Regions from separate parts of the Homo sapiens genome. Here regions 2 and 3 are each linked to region 1. Evidence: chromatin contacts called from ENCODE Hi-C or POLR2A ChIA-PET data. All regions are on one chromosome and are shown on one strand. The core of a region is the stretch at or near the end of the contact, and the rest is flanking DNA. Distances in the headings are between cores, read along the strand shown. Region 1 holds the start of SOX13 (SRY-box transcription factor 13). Region 2 holds the start of PIK3C2B (phosphatidylinositol-4-phosphate 3-kinase catalytic subunit type 2 beta). Region 3 holds the start of ATP2B4 (ATPase plasma membrane Ca2+ transporting 4).

Region 1 (3,899 bases), core at 1,304-3,803:
AGGACTCTTAACCACTAGGCTATATTTGGCCCTTAATGATCCAGAGGTAGGTGGGTCCCTACCCTCCTGGAGATCATGCCTTCCAAACCAGTATCCCCCAAACGATCACGACATGCCAGTTTCAAAGTTGGGTGCATAACTCTGCCCATTTCGCATGCGGGGAAGTCCAAACCCACGCTGCTCATCGATGGGGAACTGGAATCCAAATGTGCTGAATCCCAGCATCTTGTGAAGCGCTTTCTAATGAAGCACAGTGGAAACAGGGGTCAGCCTCAGGCCCTGACTCGCAACTGCGCCGAGGCGCAGATTACGGAGTCAGGGAGCCGGGGAGCCAGGGAGCGGGGGAGAGGGAGAGCGGGAGGTAGCGGGCTGGCGCCGCGTCGGACGAGTCCGAAAGCACAACCGCGGTAGGCAGGGAGACAGCCCCACGCCCAGGGCAGAGAGCAGAGGGCAGAGAGCGGCCTGGCTCGACGGAGAGCGCCGCCCGGCTGGAACCGAGCTTGCCTCCCTGGACTCCAAAACGAGCAGAGTTATGCACCCATCTTTGAAACCGGCATGTCGTGATCCTTTGGGGGATACTGGTTTGGAAGGCATGAACTCCGGGAGGTAGAGACCCACCTACTTGGACTGCTGAGAGCCAAGTACAGCCTAGTGGTCAAGAGCCAGCAGCATCGTCTCTGGCCGTCTTTGGCCAGACCCCTTCACCAGCGCCAGCGCCAGCGCCAGCGCCGAGGCGTCCTGCCCGGAAATTCCCAGAGAGTCAAAGCAAACTTCCCAGGAAAACTCTTCGGCTTCCTCCAAGCCTCTGTCACCGAGGCGGCTGCCAAGAGCGCCAGCGGAGTCTTTGCAGCTGCCGCGGGCCCTCCAGGGCGGGAGCCGCCGCTCCAGCGCTCGGGGTCCTCCCGGAAAGGTCCAGGGCTGAAGTTCAAAATTCACTTCCCGCCCAGGCCCGGCTCACCGCCCCGCCCGGTACTGTCCGGCAACCCCCACGTCTCTTGTCCTCTCCAGCTCCAGTTAAGTCCTGGAGCGCCTCCAGCCTGAAGACCCATGCGGGCAGCTGAGCGAATCCCGCGGGCGATCCCTGCGCGCCTGGGGACGGGAAGCAGCCAGAGCCGGCGCACACACACAACCTTGTGTGTGCGTGTGTGTTTACGTACGGAACGCGCGGGGTGGGAAAACAATGGCGAGCCGCTGGGAACTGAACGACTACCCGCTCCGCATCTCCCTACCCCTAGGCGCGATCAGCGTTTGCAGCGGAATCGGGATGAAAAGGCTCACCTACGATATCCCAGGGCGGGAGGTGGGGGTAGCAAGAAGCAGCCTGCGGTGGGGGTGGGGGTGGGACAGGAGCAGCCGGAGCAGAAAACAAACAGGATGCCGCGCTGGTCTGGTCCGCTGGGGAACGACCCTGAAACCGTGGCAAGGGGAGCGCGTCTGTCCCCCAGCACCCCACGCAACCATGGTGGAGGAGCTCTGCGCCTCGTCGCAGGCACCTGAGCCCCACGCAGGACGCGCGCAGGTCGCTTCGGCTTCCCGCTGAGAAATCCTTAAACTAGGCGCATAGTCGGGCTGATGAGAAAGACCTAGTCCTCTGCGGTCGGCGAGGAGCGGGTTGGGGGTGCACCCTAAGCTCGACCCGCGTGGTGAACGCGCGCGCGCGCGCGCGTACACACACACACACACACACACACAAACACACACACAGCCACGCACTGCCTTAGAGGCTGCCATCCCTCTCCACAAGGACCCAAGTCGGCCAGGGAGGAGCCGCCACTGCCCAGCGTTGTTGGGGGTAGGTGAGGGTCCGTCTCTCCTCGAAAAACTTTGCACAGGGTGGAAACTCGCAGGGAAGAGAGCCGGTGGGTGCCCAGAAACGTAGGGGCGCAAGTGTCAAACTTCAGAGAGCTGGGGAAATGGGCGCGACGGCGCGATCATGGCGGGGAGGGGTGCACTTACTACTCAGCCAGGCGCCGGGCTCGGGGCTCGGGGCTCGCGGCTCCGCGCTCCTGCTCCTCCTCCGTGCGGTCCTCGCGGCTGGCAGCCTAGGCTTCCCGCTCACATGCCCCCGCGACGCGGCGGGCGGGCCGGGTTGGGGAGGCTGGGCTGGGAGGGGGCACGCCCCCCGCCGTCGGCCGGGGAGTCGCTGCGGACCCACGGCCACCCTGGGTCCGCGCCCCACGGGGCCCGCCGTCCCGGGCGGCGAGCTTGGTTCCGGCCGGGCGGCGCCCTCTCCGCCGAGCCAGGCCGCTCTCTGCCCTCTGCCCTCTGCCCTGGGCTTGCGGCCGTCTCCCTGCCTTCCGCGGTCCTGCTCTGCGACTCGTCGGACGCGCAGCCGGCCCGCCCTCCCTGCTCTTCGGCTCTCACGCTCTCCGGCTCCAACCTCAGCGCCTCGGCTCGATTCCGAGTCAGGGCCTACGAGGCTGACCGCTGAGCTCTGGGCTCAGACCTGGGCTCGCCGGTTCTGGGCCCGGGTTCCAGGACCCGTGCTCACACAGTTCAGTTCCAAGCCGGGACTGGAGAAGGGCGCTCGCGGCTCGCTGCTGCGAGGCGACTGGACAGCCTAGAGGAGAAAGAGGGAGGGAGACCGAGAGCGCGCAGGGGGAGGAGGGAGGGAGGGTGGGGACTTGCAGAAGAAGGGAGGGACAGAGAGTTTCCTCCTCCTCCCTGCAGCCGGGTCCATCCAGGCATCAACAGCTGGAAACCTCTGTTGGAAAGGGGAAAGCTAAGGTTTACGGGCGGCGGGGAAGGGTGGGGGTGGAGTGAGGGGGTGTAGAGAAGAGAAGAAAGAAGGATTCTGCCCGCTCCCACTGCCCAGGTATGAGGGTCGCTACAGAGAATCTTCACTCCTTAAAGCAAGACCTAAGAAGTTATTGGTCCAGCTCCAAGCCTCCCAACCCCTCCAAACAGATAGCCTGGACTCGGGTTTTTTAAAAACCCCATTTCTCCGGACTTCCCTTAAGAACCTGATCTCTGCCGGGCGCGGTGGCTCACGCCTGTAATCCCAGCACTTTGGGAGGCCGACGGGGGCGGATCACGAGGTCAGGAGATGGAGACAATCCTGGCTAACACGGTGAAACCCCGTCTCTACTAAAAATACAAAAAATTAGCCGGGCGTGGTGGCGCGCCTGTAACCCCCTACTCGGGAGGCTGAGGCAGGAGAATCGCTTGAACCCGGGAGTGGGAGGTTGCAGTGGGCCGAGATCGCGCCATTGCACTCACTCCTGCCTGGGCGACAGGGCGAGACTCCGTCTCAAAAAAAACAAAACCTGATCTCACCTGTAGCTAGACGGATTCCTGATATCTCCAACCACTCCCTAATCCTGTCATTTGCAGCCTCTCAAATAAATCTTATTTTCTCCTGTCCCATTATATGGGAGGGTGGGGGAGAATGGAGAGTTGGTTTCCTTTCATTCAACGTATTTATCAAATGTCTACATATGACCGGGCGCAGTGGCTCACGCCTGTAATCCCAGCACTTTGGGAGGCCAAGGCAGCAGATCACCTGAGGTTGGGAGTTCGAGACCAGCCTGGCCAACATGGTGAAAACCCCTCTCTACTAAAAATACAAAAATTAGCCGGGTGTGGTGGTGCATGCCTGTAATTCCAACTACTCAAGAGGCTGAGGCAGAAGAATTGCTTGAACCCAGGAGGCAGAGGTTGCAGTGAGTGGAGATCGCACCACTGCACTCTAGCCTGGGTGACAGAGTAAGACTCTGTCTCAAAAAAAAAAAAAAAAAAAAGTCTACCTATGCCTGGCTTACCGGGGTGCTGGGGACACGAAGACAAATGAGACGGTGTCCTGCCCTTTCTGGATTCTGATTTTGTAAAGGAATGGGTGAATATACCATTGCAGTGAAGTGGAGAGGGCTAAGATAGGGCAGGCAAATGGGCACAGGGCC
Region 2 (3,862 bases), core at 654-3,153, 420 kb before region 1:
ATATGCCAGGAAGTCTTTTTCTGGTCACACTACTTCCCAGTTCCATTTGTGCACAGCAGGTTCTCTGTCACCTACAGCACCTAAACTTTTTGGCATGCCCTGGTTTCTCTTTATTCAATTTTTTCCTTACCAAAATGCATGATAAAGCCTGTGATCTGATCCTCCACTCAGCTACCTATGCCTACTTCCTGTTAGTTCTTTCCTTCAGACTTTTCACCCCAGCAGCATAGAACCACCAGTGGTCGCCGGGCGCGGTGGCTCACGCCTGTAATCCCAGCACTTTGGGAGGCCGAGGTGGGTGGAACACAAGGTCAGGAGATCGAGACCATCCTGGCTAACACGGTGAAACCCTGTCTCTACTAAAAATACAAAAAAAAAAAAAAAAAAAAAGAAAAAATTAGCTGGGCATAGTGGCGGGCGCCTGTAGTCCCAGCTACTCCGGAGGCTGGGCCAGAAGAATGGCGTGAACCCGGGAGGCAGAGCTTGCAGCGAGCCGAGATCACGCCACTGCACTCCAGCCTGGGCGACAGAGCAAGACTCCGTCTCAAAAAAAAAAAAAAAAAAAAGAACCACCAGTGGCCCCTGTAACACTCTGTTCTCTCAGGCTCCTGAGCTTGACCTGATGACAGACACAGAGTAAGCTGTCATAAATATTTGTATGGTGAAGAAGTGCACGGACACGTTTTTTAACCCCTGTGGCTCCTGAGATCAGGAGTAGCATCATATACATTATGACATATGTGCAGACCAAGCTGCCTTCAGTTAATTATCAAGATGTTTCACCTACATTCTCTCCTTTGATCATTACGAAAGCGTGATAGGTGAGGACGCTATTCTTGATATTCAGAGGGTGAAGTGGAATACTGAAAGTCACAAGCATTGGGTACAGAAGGCACTGTAGGATCAGAAAGGGGAGTGATCCCTTTCCTCCCCATCATAAGAGTCACAGCCGACACTTCTATAACAAAAGACAAGTTAACCAGAGAAAAGCATAACAAATTTATTTAATCATGGTTTTACTTGAGAGGCTGAGGACCAGGTGTTAATCTTCATAGTCTGTCGAGAAAGAAAGAAGAAATGAGGGCAGTGGAGGAAAACACGATTCACGTTTTTAGGAAAATATACTTTGAGATTAGTGATCGTTGGTACTATGCAAACCAAATGCAAACGAGGAGCTGGCCAACTCATGGTTTCTTTTGGGTGGAGCCTTTAGGAAAATTCTTCCAGAGACCACTGCTGGAAGAAAGGTATTTAGAGTAGAAAATTTAAATATAACATATTGTATGAAAGGTTTTTTTTTTTTACTTTTTTTTCTCACTACCCTAGTTGGGTTGGAGGATCCTCTATCTCCCCTCCCTACTTAGGTTGACTGCTGTTTCCTGGATCGCAGCTCGGAAGATCCACCTGGGCGAATACAAAAACAAACGAGACTCCCCTTCCAGAAAGGGAGGAAGGAAGGAGACAGAAAGACGAATGACACTGAGCGTGTAAAGCCCGGAGACAGCCTCTCTCTACCCCAACCTAACCCTCAAGGTAGGGGATCCCCCGAACATCGCTACCGTAATTATGGTAGAAATTCCTGAAACGGATAACTGGACCTCAGCACCGTCATTTCTAGCAGAATGATTGAGCTTTCCTCTGACCCAAAGCCAAGGGGTTCCAGCAGGGGAAACTAACGACCATCCGCAAAAACCCTCACCCAAGTGGGGAGTGGAAATCCTGGCTCTTGGGTTGCAGAGCACAACTTGACGCCAGCGCGTTTCTCTTCCCCCACGCAATGGCAAGTGGGGCGGGAGTCGGAGGGGAGAGGAGGAGAGGAGAAGAGAAGAGGAGGGGGAAGGGGAGGGGAGAGGCGAAGGGCGGCCCGGGTTCCAGCAGCCGCCCCGCCCTCCGGCTCGCGGCGGATTCGGCGCTGCGGCTGGAGCCGGCGGCCGGGTGCCTGCCTGTCCAGGCAGGGTCTGGCCGAGCGTCGCGTCGCCGTGCAGTGCGCCGGGTGTCCGGGAGATGGCTTCCCCTCTCTCGCCCGCTGCTGCCGCTATTGTCTCACCCGGGGTGGCCTGACTCTGCGAGCTCGCGCACGCTCTCGGCGGAGAGCACCCCTCCCCACCCCCACAAGCTGGTCCTTGCGCCCTTTGCTGCCTCTCCCTCTGCCCCTTGGAGCCTAGGGTCTGTGCGGAGCCTGGAGAGGGGAGCGGCCCGGGAGCAGGCGGCGTGCGGCCGGCCAGCTCCTCTCGCGCTGGTGCAAGAGGCGCCTGGAGCCGCAGAGCGAGCCCGGGAGGCGCGGAGCGAGCAGCCCACGTCGCCAGGCACAAGACACGTCGGATGTTGCAGCAGAGCCAGCAGCTAGCGCAGGTAGGACACGCATCCTGCGGGTTGCATCGGCCCCAGCGTCTGTAAAGTGCCCCCAGAGTGGAGGCAGCCGAGGTCAGGGGGCTCTCCCTCCAACATGGCAACAGCGGAGGTGCAACAATGGAAGCAGCCGAGGGTTCCTGGCGGCGGGCTGAGCGGCGGACGCCGTGGGAGCCTGAGCTCCTGCCCGCCGGGCAGAGCAGGTTGCCCCTCACCCCACTCCACTCCACTCCAGCAGCTTCAGGGCCTCTGGGGCTCCAGGCACCCGCGTCCCCACCCCCTTCTCGCTAAACACACTTCCTGGCTCCCAGCTGCAGGGCGATCTGAACCAGTCAATGGCTTTGGGGTTTGTTTATTTAAGATAAGAAATAAAAAAAGCAAAACCTGTCCTGTGATGGGGTTAGTGCCTTCTGTGGACTGGGTGAGAAGTCGGCATCTAGCCTGGGGAATGTGTACGTTTCTTAGTCGGGCGGAGGGTAGAATTGGATTCTCCCTTATAAGGATACTGCAGCAAAAGGAGACTGAAAGCTTGAAAGAGGGAGAGGGACCCTCAGGCCTGAGTTCGCCGGTGCTGGGAGAAGGCGCTGCTCTCCTGGCCTATACTTGTCCCTCATTTTCAGCTCCCGACAGCGGTGACTTTGATGTTGGAGGAGCAATCGCAGCAGGAAGCACAAGCAAGGCTGCCAAGCTGGTGTGGGGTGGAGTAGGGTGGGGAGCCCAGGGGCTTGGCAGGCTTCTGGATTGTGGGAAGAGGTTACCAAATGTATGAGGTTAGTGCACACACCCTAGTTGGCTGATGTTGAAGTGTGTGTGTGTGTGTGTGTGTGTGTGTGTTTTCTGCCATTGCTCTTGCTCCTTCAGGCCTGCCTTTTCTCCTCTCCACCCGCTTCTGGGGTCTTCGTAGCTTCCCTGCCCCAGCCCTTCCAATCATGCCTGGGATGGAATCGCTGTATTGTCTCTGGCAGCTCTCTTGGGCTGTTTTTTCTCAACTCTGTTGGAGAGTTTTGTACCCTGGGCTGGCTGGTCCCAGCATGGCACCAGATTCTTTAGCAGGCGGCTACCCGGGCTCCAAGAAGTGGGCCAATGCTGCCCCTCCTCCTTGCTCTAAACTACCTATTTGGGATATGGCCAGGCAGATGTAAGCAATTTGTACTAAATTCCAACCCTGAATCAGTGCTGAATGAAAACTTACTCTGTTGCTGCATCAGGCTTTGGGAAGATATTAGGAAGAGAAATGGCCCAGGAGGTGGCAATGCCGACCCCCAAATACTTCCCTCTCCCCAACTCCAGCTGCCGATCCCAGAGCAGACAGGCAGTGAGACTTTGGAATCCCAGCTCCTCCAGAGTCTGGCTGGCCCATCTTGAGGTTGTGTCCATGGAAAAATTAAGTCGAGGCACATTTTATAGCTCTGCTTGGCAGCCAGCATCTGAAGAGATGGTGGCTCTGAGCTGGAGCCCTAGACCCAGGCTGTGGCTGCTTCTCCTTTGGCCTTTGGGTGAGCCTGAGGTTTGA
Region 3 (3,768 bases), core at 138-2,637, 450 kb after region 1:
AGAAAGAGAGAAGGGAGAGCAGGAAGGACAATCCCAGTCTTAATTCCTAGCTCTTCAGCAAGCCAAGGCAGTGGCCCGAGACGCTCAGGGATCCTTCCACAGATGCCTGTGGCCCACCCCATCTGCCAAACACTCACCAGCCCCACAGTGTCCAGCCTCGACATCGGAAACTTTTCAATTCACCCTTCTCCTTCCTCCCCTTTGGGACCAGAGATGTGTGGGGCGGTGCCCTCGGAGACACTCATACAGTTGGTTCTGGACGCTCACACACACTCAAACAACAGCGGTACGAGGTAACTCCCAGCTTTTTCCACAGCTAATTATACATGTGAAAGTCTGAGGATGTTTTGCAAGCAGCACAGAGAAACTGCTGAGGTTTCTCTGCAAAGCTAAAGAAATTTAATTCGTGCACTCTCCTTCCCCACTCCTGCCAACTTCTCCCAGCCCACCTCCACCCCATGGCCCCAAAGTGCCCCTCTCCTAGTTCCCGCTGCAGCCCCTCTTTCTGCTGAAGATTTCTTTGGTTCCTTTTTTTTTTTTTTTTCCATCTCTCTTTTGGGCTTTCGAGAAAGGGAACAGACACGGAAAATATTTTTGCAACAGTTTTCCATCCTGCGTCTCATTCCCAAGCCAAGGGGGGAAGGGGAGGGCAGGAACGGAATGGGTTGAGGGAGGGGAGATAAATATTTTTTCCAAGAGCTCAATTTTGGTGTCAAAAAGAGAACCCTCCATTACCCTACCCCATAGCCCAGGAATGACAAGAACTAGGAAAAGAGAGATAAATCACTTGTTCGACTATATGGTTTCTCAGAACTGATAATAGGTAAAACAGTATTTGACAAATCTGTGCACACACACATATTTTAAAAAAAATCCTCCAAACCCAGTCGCATGAAATATTCTAGAAAGAGGAAAATCGGGGAGTTTTAGAAGCCATTGAGAGAAAAGAAAGAAACAAAGTTTGCAAATCACAAGTCAATTCATTCTCTGCAAGCCTACCTCTCTTTCTAGCAAAGATCCAGGTTTCTTCAGGCGGGACTCTCCCTCCGGGTTTCCATGGATGAGGGTAGGGTGGGGTGACCACCCACCAGTCTCCCCAGTGTGGCAACCAAGCTAGAGACGCTGGCTTTGCTCTCTTGCCTTTCTGGCTAAGGCCGGGGAGTGGGCTGGGTCTCCTCCCCCTGCCCCTCCAATGGGAAGGACCTCTCAGGTTCCTGAAAGAAAAAGGGTGCAGGAGAGCTGGGCGGGTGTCTCTGATCTTGCTCTCTTCGGAGGGATGGTGCCCCACGAAGTTCGTGCCCCCCCTCCCAGCCCCCAGCTTTGGACGATCTCAACAGCAGAGCTTTCTTAAGAAAATGCTTGTCATGGCAACAGCTCTAGCTAACTCGGGCCAGACTCTTGCTCACCAGCTCTCCCCAAGCAGTGCGGGAAGAGAGAGGGGAGGAGCAGGAGCTGGAACAGAGGTGGGACTTGGCGCGAGGCCAAACCATTACTCTACTGTTAAGGTGGCCCGATTCTTGCGGTTACTTCCTGGTTCGTCTTAAGGGGGAATGGGAAAAGAAAGGGAAGCAATCCTCTCCCCTGTCGGCTTTCTTCCCCGCCCTTGCTCTCACTTGTTGAATAGAAAGCTGAGTAGGGGTGGAGGAGGGGTGAGGGTGGAGGTGGGGAGTGGATGTGGGTGGCGGTATTCAACGGTTGCTGGGCGGAGGGGAAAAAAAAGGAAGCTTGGGCAGGCGGCTGGCTTCCTGCAGCTCCTACGGGCCTCTCAACCCCTTACTCACTTAGATCCAGGACCCAGAAACCCGAGGTGTCTGTGGACACTTGTATGTCCCCTCCTACCTTCCTGCTCCTGTCTGAATAGGGGGTTCCTTGGAGAAGGAGAATAAATTGTTTTGTAAACACACACACACACACACACACACACACACACACACACACACACACACCCGTCCTCCCCTACACCTTATATACAGGTCACATTTTGTTCCCTCTTGTCCCTGTACCCACCAGAGGTATACTGACAGTGCATGAAAATAGCTGCTTACTTTTGAGTCCTGCTATGCGTGGGCTATGACACCAAAAGCTTTGTCTATATGGTATCGTTTCTAGTCCTCATTTAATCTTGAAAGGTACTTATTATTAACCTCATTTCCTAGTTGAGGGAATTGAAGATTGAGTGTCTGGCCCAAGGTTATACATCCGGCTAATGACAGAGCCAACGATTCAAGACCAAGTCAGACAGACTCCAAAGCCCGAGTACTTTCCTGTACTTTGTATCATACTCCGGCACATATTTCCGTTTTAATTTGCACACACTCAGACATCCATGCACACTTATACACAGCCTGTAAACAGTTAATCACACCCCCATACCCACACACCCACTAGCATTGTGCAACAGTGCCACCCATAGATTTTGCATAGAACTTTATGGCTTTCAAGCACAAACATGCACCATCAGCTGGTTCACACAACATATCTTCATTGACTGACAGATTCCCACACCTACCTCAGCAAACACACTCATGTTTATATGCTTATGGAAGGCACATTGACATATGTCTCACAGGTTATAGCTATGAGCTATGCTGTGAAGAAGGTGACTGGCCACTACTTCCCAACCTTTTAAACAGAGGGTTGGGAAAAGGCCTCTTTGATCCTATCATTCTAACCCAACAGCTCACACCACCCCCTGTCCTTCTTTGCTGTCATCTCTGCCCCCAAGAAGCAGAGCCACATGTGCATGGAGAAACAGGGTTGTGAAACGGGGTCCAGTTTCCCCCGTGTCCAACTAGCACCCTTCCCAATGTTCTCTCATTTGGGTCCTCTTTTTCCTCTTCATTTTCTTACCCTGCTATTTCTTTTTTCTTTATGGTTTTTTTTTTTTTTTTTGAGACGGAGTCTTGCTCTGTTGCCCAGGCTGGAGTGCAGTGGCGTGATCTCGGCTCACTGCAAGCTCCGCCTCCGGGGTTCACGCCATTCTCCTGCCTCAGCCTCCCGAGTAGCTGGGACTACAGGCCCCTGCCACCACGCCCGGCTAATTTTGTTTTTGTATTTTTAGTAGAGACGGGGTTTCACCATGTTAGCCAGAATGGTCTCGATCTCCTGACCTCATGATCTGCCCGCCTCGGCCTCCCAAAGTGCTGGGATTACAGGCGTGAGCCCCCGCACCCGGCCAGTAATGTTTTTAGACTGGTTGGGCTGGGCTCAGAACTCAGAGTTCATCAATGTGAGGCTGGAGATTGCCTGCTGTCATCTGAAAACAAAATCCAAAATAAGCCCTGGCTAGGCACAGTGGCTCATCCGTGTAATTCCAGTACTTTGGGAGGCTGAGGAGGGAGGATCACTTGGGGCCAGATTTCAAGACCAGCCTGGGCAACATAGCAAGACCCACCCCATCTCTACAAAAAAATTAAAAACAAGAGAAAAAAAATAAGCCCCTGCCTGTGCTTGTGCCTCTCCCTGCCAGCAGCCGAAGAAAGTTGCAGGGGTAAGGGGAGATTTTAGGGTCACCCTCTATGGGAACTATGGATTGTTTGGTCTTTTTTGTCTAGTGATTGACTGTCTGACACTCAAGGCACTTACAGGACACTAAAGGTGACCTTTGTTCTCATTTCAGCCTCTTGCAACTCCTCTAGTCACTCCCACCTTCCCAGGGCATTTCAAGAACAGTTAGTACCTTGTTAGATTCCTTCCTTCCTCCCTCCCTCTTCCCTCCCTCTTCCATTCCCTCCCTCTTCCCTTCCCTCCCTCTTCCCTTCCCTCCTT

Evidence for each region. A loop is a pair of places that touch in the nucleus more often than their neighbours do. ChIA-PET counts read pairs that join two places held with the same protein, here RNA polymerase II (POLR2A). Pooled maps may share reads with other maps.
Region 2: a map of PC-9 shows a loop between it and region 1 (4-fold over the local background). The contact joins the promoter of PIK3C2B here to the promoter of SOX13 in region 1. A Hi-C loop is called at or near these places in 1 of 168 maps with a recorded cell type or tissue (PC-9) and 1 of 50 pooled maps. POLR2A ChIA-PET finds 5 or more read pairs at or near these places in 2 of 52 experiments (MCF 10A and activated CD8-positive, alpha-beta memory T cell).
Region 3: a loop to region 1 is called in a map of endothelial cell of umbilical vein, with 4 times the contacts of the local background. The contact joins the promoter of ATP2B4 here to the promoter of SOX13 in region 1. A Hi-C loop is called at or near these places in 1 of 168 maps with a recorded cell type or tissue (endothelial cell of umbilical vein) and 4 of 50 pooled maps.

Annotation. Positions count from the first base shown.
Region 1 is chr1:204,071,769-204,075,667 of GRCh38, reverse strand. It overlaps SOX13 (SRY-box transcription factor 13), which reads right to left and starts at 2,553. Exons shown (of 14, transcript NM_005686.3): 1 at 1,957-2,553. RefSeq lists enhancers at 1-487, 1,182-1,874.
Region 2 is chr1:204,492,846-204,496,707 of GRCh38, reverse strand. PIK3C2B (phosphatidylinositol-4-phosphate 3-kinase catalytic subunit type 2 beta) reads left to right here and starts at 1,903. Exons shown (of 33, transcript NM_001377334.1): 1 at 1,903-2,352. LOC124904584 (translation initiation factor IF-2) reads right to left here. Exons shown (of 2, transcript XM_047439554.1): 2 at 976-2,532. The coding sequence ends at 1,512. RefSeq lists silencers at 1,754-2,223, 3,783-3,862 and enhancers at 2,324-2,453, 2,524-2,713.
Region 3 is chr1:203,624,451-203,628,218 of GRCh38, reverse strand. ATP2B4 (ATPase plasma membrane Ca2+ transporting 4) reads right to left here and starts at 1,387. Exons shown (of 21, transcript NM_001684.5): 1 at 1,000-1,387. RefSeq lists enhancers at 646-1,518, 1,519-2,393.